Linked DNA regions of Homo sapiens: region 1 is linked to region 2. Evidence: chromatin loops called from intact Hi-C (ENCODE). Cell type or tissue: sigmoid colon. All regions are shown on one strand. Each heading gives the region's core, and the rest is flanking DNA. Links, peaks and the distances in the headings are about the cores only. Region 1 overlaps AKAP6 (A-kinase anchoring protein 6). Region 2 has its middle 48 kb from the start of LINC02313.

The links. Peaks named below come from ENCODE experiments on the same cell type or tissue, not always from the same donor. Only the 100,000 strongest peaks of a DNase experiment are listed, where the experiment ranks them.
Region 1: it touches region 2 in a loop (6-fold over the local background); 1 of 110 quality-filtered maps calls a loop at or near these places.

The regions. Positions count from the first base shown.
Region 1 is chr14:32,456,404-32,459,327 of GRCh38, reverse strand. The region is part of intron 2 of AKAP6 (A-kinase anchoring protein 6); the gene reads right to left. Among named protein-coding and RNA genes, the nearest start is that of AKAP6, 130 kb to the right of the region's middle. In sigmoid colon, for the core only: no CTCF peak of the experiment used is centred there; a DNase peak (open chromatin) is centred at 1,667.
Region 2 is chr14:31,990,992-31,993,915 of GRCh38, reverse strand. No RefSeq gene overlaps it. Among named protein-coding and RNA genes, the nearest start is that of LINC02313, 48 kb to the right of the region's middle. In sigmoid colon, for the core only: no CTCF peak of the experiment used is centred there; no DNase peak of the experiment used is centred there.

The DNA of each region.
Region 1 (2,924 bases), core at 315-2,814, 470 kb before region 2:
TTCATAAACAGCTGTATGACCAAACTCTAGAACATTTTCATTGCCCCAAAAAGTTATCTCATGCCCCTTTGCAGTCAATTGCCTCCCCCTTACCCACATATACATAATTCAATCTCTAGCAACCACTGATCTGTATTTTGTTCCTATGTTTTGCCATCTTTTAGAATGTCATCTAATTGAACTCCACAGCACATAGTCTTTCTTATATCCGACTTATTTCATGTAGCATAATGCTTTTGAGATTAATATTGTTGTATGTATAAGTAGTTCAATTATTTTTATTGCCAAGTAGTGTTCCTTTATTAATAACATTTTCTCTATCTTTTCACCAATCGATGGATATCTGGGTTGTTTCTAGTTTGGGGCTATTACGAATGTCTTTCCTCCCACCCATACTTTGTTTTTCTTAAACTAATATCTGTTGCATTATTTTGTCCTTGCATTCCTTCCTTCTAGCATAGTCTTCATTCCTGAAATTCTTTTTTCCTTTTATTTCTAATTCTTTCCTGACTTTACCTCTCTGTTAAAATCTTCCTTCTCTTCAATTATCATATTTCTGAGTTTTTAAAATTCTGATTCATGTTTTTATTTCATAGCTTCTATCATTTTCTCAATTGTTTTTGGCTCAGTTGGAAATATTAGGTATCATTTTCATTTATTTTGTGGGCATTTATTTCTGGCATGCTTTTATTGTCTGCAAAGATGTTATTCTGCTCCTTAACCTCTTTTGTAAAAAATAATAACTTTGTATGGTAATCAACTCTTTATGTTGTTCATTTTCTTCATTCCTATTGTGACTACTAATAATACTTTCAGCGACATTTACAATTACAAATAATATAGGAAAACTTCCTAAGAATATATAAAACTAAGTATAGCATCAGCAACATATATAATTATACAGCTTCTGTCATCTGCAAAAATTAGGTAACATCATTACCACTCATGAATTTTTTGAAGTCAGTATTTATCCTTACTTTACTGAAGAAAAAAACAACATACCAGAAGTTAAAAGCTTCTTCAAGTTTATAGGGAGACAACATTACAACTCTCAGCTCATAGTTATTGGAGCATATATTAAAGATGTACATAATTAGAAAAATGATCATTATCTTAATCTAAAAAATTGTTTTTTCTAAGTAGACTTTACTTTGGGCACCCTTCTTAAAAATGAAAGCAAATTTGAAATAATTATGATGCTAATGCAGTTCTAGGGTGGTAAAAGAATTTCCATCCTAAACAAATTAACTTTCTTTTATATACTTATATGTATTTGCCAAGGCTTTTCACTCACACTAACTTGCTATCAAGTAGGCAGATAGAATAAGATATGACTTTGGTCATTGGAAAATAACTGTACCATAGAATGTCTGATGTAATCCCAAAATGTCAGAGTAAATAATTGTGAGTTACTGAAATGACCAAGTCAGCTTTGCAAAATTAGGAGAAGGAGGTCTCAGGCAAGTGAATGGAAATGTTTAAATTTTTTACTTTGGCATGATATGGGTCCCAATTATATAACTAAAGTTTATAACATCTCTATCTAAACAGAGATGAAAATGCCAATGGAACAATTCAGAAATTTCATGTTTATGACGTAGATGAAAAGCATGTGGTCTGGAGACCAGGCACCGTCTGTGTAGCTTCACCAGGCGCCTGAACTCTATCAGGATGTCAGCGCCAGCAGCACACAGGGAGGAATTTCCAGCGTGGTCATCATTCTGTTTGGTTTTGCTCTCTCATCTAGTACTGTGTTGAAGTTCTAAAGTTGACCCTTTAATTAACAAGAAGGTTAAGATTTTTTTTTAGTTCAGCCTCCCCTAGCACATTACTGGGTATGATGGGAGAGGGAATACTCTCACCATATTTGTTATATTAAGAACTCTCAGTTACCCAAGGCAAGTTTCTAATTCTGAGTTACCTCTATTCCACACCAGGGCCATTTGAAGCCAAACAGTGAAGAAGATGTAATAGGGTTCAGAATCCTCAAGACCTTACCTGATACTGCTAAAAATGTCCATTGCCAAGGGAGCTTCAGCCTTTCCCCCTTTCCCACTTGATCAATATCTACCTTTTCTATATTGGATTTCCTCAGGCCCTACTCAGTAGATACCACTCAGTAGTAGTCCAGCCTTGTCTTCACCAAGAAACGTCTATTGTGCCTGTTCAACAAATTAAATTTATTCAGAAATGATTTGTTTTTTTCCATTTAATCAGTGACACATTTAACTGCTGCTCAGAGTTCCCTGACTAATATGATATAAGAGATGCTAGCTACCTTGTGGATTTGATATAATTTCAGACAGAGGGCAATAAAAAAAGTCTGTCTATGAAGTTACATCTTGGCTAAATTTATAATTTCCATCCCATATTTTGAAGTTTTAAAAGTATTTTGAAGACTACCATTTATTTCAACATCATAAGTTGAAGATCATTGATTTTTTCATATAAATTATTTCTCCTAATGCATGTAATTCCCTCCTCTTGGGTAAGTTAGTATCTTCCTTTGATTAAAAATGCATAAAATTATTAGCACAAAAGAAACAGCACGTCCATTAAGAGTTATATTTGGGGTCCTTGGACAAGATCCTCTTCTCTGACTCTGGTCACGACCAGTCCTACCTGCCAACCACAGATACATGATAATTTAAGGTACCTATTTTGAGACAGATATTTTGACCCAGCCATTTGACAAACCATTATCGAATGATAACATGTACTTGATTGACTTAGATTACACATCCACAAAAATTTCAATTTGATAGCATAATTCACTTTAAAAGACTTGTCATCAGCTAAATATTTTTGTTATTTGATAATAAAACAAAAAATTTTGCATGTTTACTTCTGAAAACAGTTGTATTTGGTGATTTGTTTAAATAGTATTATAGCTTTGTGCTTGTATTTTGGTTTTTGTAAAAAGA
Region 2 (2,924 bases), core at 141-2,640:
GGTGATAAGCCCGCTCAGGCTTATCATAGTACTGTCTGGAACTAGAGTACATTTACTCACTTACTCACTCACTCACTCACCCACCCATCAGGAAATCCTTTTGGATTTAGCTTTAAAAACATATCCAGAGTCCTCCCTTTCTCTCTCCTCTGCCATTCCTACCACTCTGCTCTGAGGCACCCTATCATCTGTCACCTTGATTATTGCCTCATCCTTCTAACTGGTCTCTCTGCTCATTCTCCCAGAGCCTATTTTTAGTACAGCGACTAGAATGACCCTTTAAAAAGGTCAGGTCATGTCACTGCTCTGCTCAAACTGTCCAGTGGCTGACCATCTCACGCAGAGTAAAAGCTGAGGTCCTTATGATGGCTCACAACTCTCTACCTGCTGTGTCCCACCCTACTGCCTTTGACCTCCTTTCCTGTTACTCTCCCCATTACTCACGGTGCTCCAGCTGCAGGGCCTTTTTGCTGTCCTCAAATGCACCAGCAGTCTCTTGTCTAAGGCCTTTGTCTGGTCTGTCCCTTCCATCTGGATGCTCTCCCTCCAGATATCTCTGAGGCTAACTCTCTCAACTCCTTCAACTGTTTCCTCAAATTTCACTCTTTGAGGAGATCTATCTTGGCCACCCTGGTTAATCAGCACTGCTTACAATCAGAACTGTACCCTTCCAACATTCCAATATCCCTTGCCTTTTTACTTACTTATTTATTTTGTTTTTATTGTTTGTTCCCATTCAAATGTAAGCGCCATGAGGGCAGGAATTTTTGTCTCTTATGTTCAGTGATGTATCCCAAGCATCTAAAACAGTGCCTGGTAGGTACCCAATAAAATTTGGTGATTGATAGTTAATGATCTAATATTTTATAATACAATAGTTTTTCCCCCAGACCCAGAATCTGCCTCTCATTGAGTCTGCCAGGAATCTGACCACCTTCTCGAAAACCTTTGAACCAATGGCTTAGAGTCTATAAAGGAAACTGTGGGGGAAAACTTCTTCCTCCTCAGGGAAATCTGAGAAAGGCCAAACTGCACCCCAGCAACAGCTGTACCCTCTGGTACAGAAATGACTGCGGTTCCTGCTCACTGAAGGAGGATAATCCAGCATCAGACTATTCAAACTCTTTCACTTGCTTTGTTTTTGTGCCAGTATTATTGACAAGATCTGCATAACTTGAGCAAAGGAGTGGAGAAAGACAAACCTCAATAGCAGTGATTTTCCACCTTGCATAAAAGATCTGGCAGGAAAAAGAGTTTGAAATATTGACAAGAATTAGGGGTAGAGTCTGTGAGTTATCCCATTTACCCCAGATAATGGTGGGGTCATATTATCATCACCTCTAGGAAGGATGAAAGAAAACTGTGATCTCCTCAGGTTCTGTACCCTACCAAGCACACCACAGGTACATCATACACATCAATCTCAAGAAGGAGGCCATCGCTCACTCACAGACACTCAGTTCCCAGTTGTCATGCAGTAAGGAATCCTGTCAATATTAACAGGAGACATCCCCAAGGCTCTACTCCTCTGGCATATGTTCCATGAGAGACGGCTGTGGTCAGAGTCATCATAAAGTGTTAAGTACATATGAATCATAAATAGTGATGAATAGCCACATTATAAATTGTGCAAGCCTTGTTTTACTGGGATAAGATTTATACCTAAAGATACTGGAAGTGAAGTCTCCCTCTACCCTTTTAAGACCTCAGAATACTTGGCAATAAACAAAGAAAGGAAGTGGCCTGGAGAATTTATTGAGCAAAGCCCTTGACTAGACACAGCTTAGGTCATTCCTAGTGCTTCTCTCTATATAAGGCAGAGTAGGCTCCCAAGGTGATGCATGGACTCTTTCTTCATCTTCCTCAAGTGTTCTGTTCTTTTTCAATTTGGTATTTAAGGAAAGGAGCGGGGGAAGGAAGATTCTTAAGGGAGAGCGGAGTGTAGACTGCATTTCTGGGCTTCTCTTTAGAACCTGCATGTTTGAGGTAAAGCTTGAATGCTTCTAATGAATATAGAATTATTTACTGATGTAGAGCAGGCATCTACAATATTTTTCCAACCATCACTTTCGTGAGTGTGCTTAAAAAAAAAAGAAAAAGAAAAAAATAAGCCAAGCTGTTGCTCCTCCCTGCTCCTGCCTAGTCAGAACATAAGGAACAAAATAAGTGAAATCTTCATGCTTTATAATGCCCTCTCGGCAGTGCCCCCTTCACCCTGGGCCAGTGAGTCTATTTGCAAAGCTTATTTAAGATGAAAAGTGAAATGCAGTGAACAAGCTGTGTTCCTCTGCCTTGATGAATATTTTCTAAGGGAACTTTGACCAGTCTCAAACTTCTTCACAAATTCAAGAGGAAAAGGCATCAGGCTTCTAAATGGCCTGGATCAGGTTTCCATAGTAGCTTGGTTAGACAACAGACCTTTTTCCAAGAGTTATGCAGATCTTGTCAATAATGCTGGTGCAAAAACAAGAAAGCCAACAATGAGGTCTTGTTCATTTTGAGCTGAGTCATGAAAAATCGTGCACTAAAACCATCCTTGGAGAAAGACCTGATTGGTAAAACAACAGCCACTAAACTTGGAAGGAATTTCTGAAAGGAAATGTTACCCTGAAACGTACTCTGAAAGCCATTTAAAGCGATGAGAGATTTAAGAAAAATAATTTGACACCACACTTCTCAACCTCATAAAACATTTTAGAAATGAACTCATTAAAATAATTTACAGCAGGAACTAGTCTCTTAAGTCTCAATGGACAGTCTGTCTGACATCACGGTCCCATTTGTATGATTCATTTTTTTAAAAAGGCATTCTTGCCAGACCATTAAAAAGTAAAACAATTAATTACTTTTATGATAGTTGGTTGCCTTCTAGTTCCTCGTTTTTCTCTTCCGGGAACATTATCACTCATGCAGCCTTGCCTGGT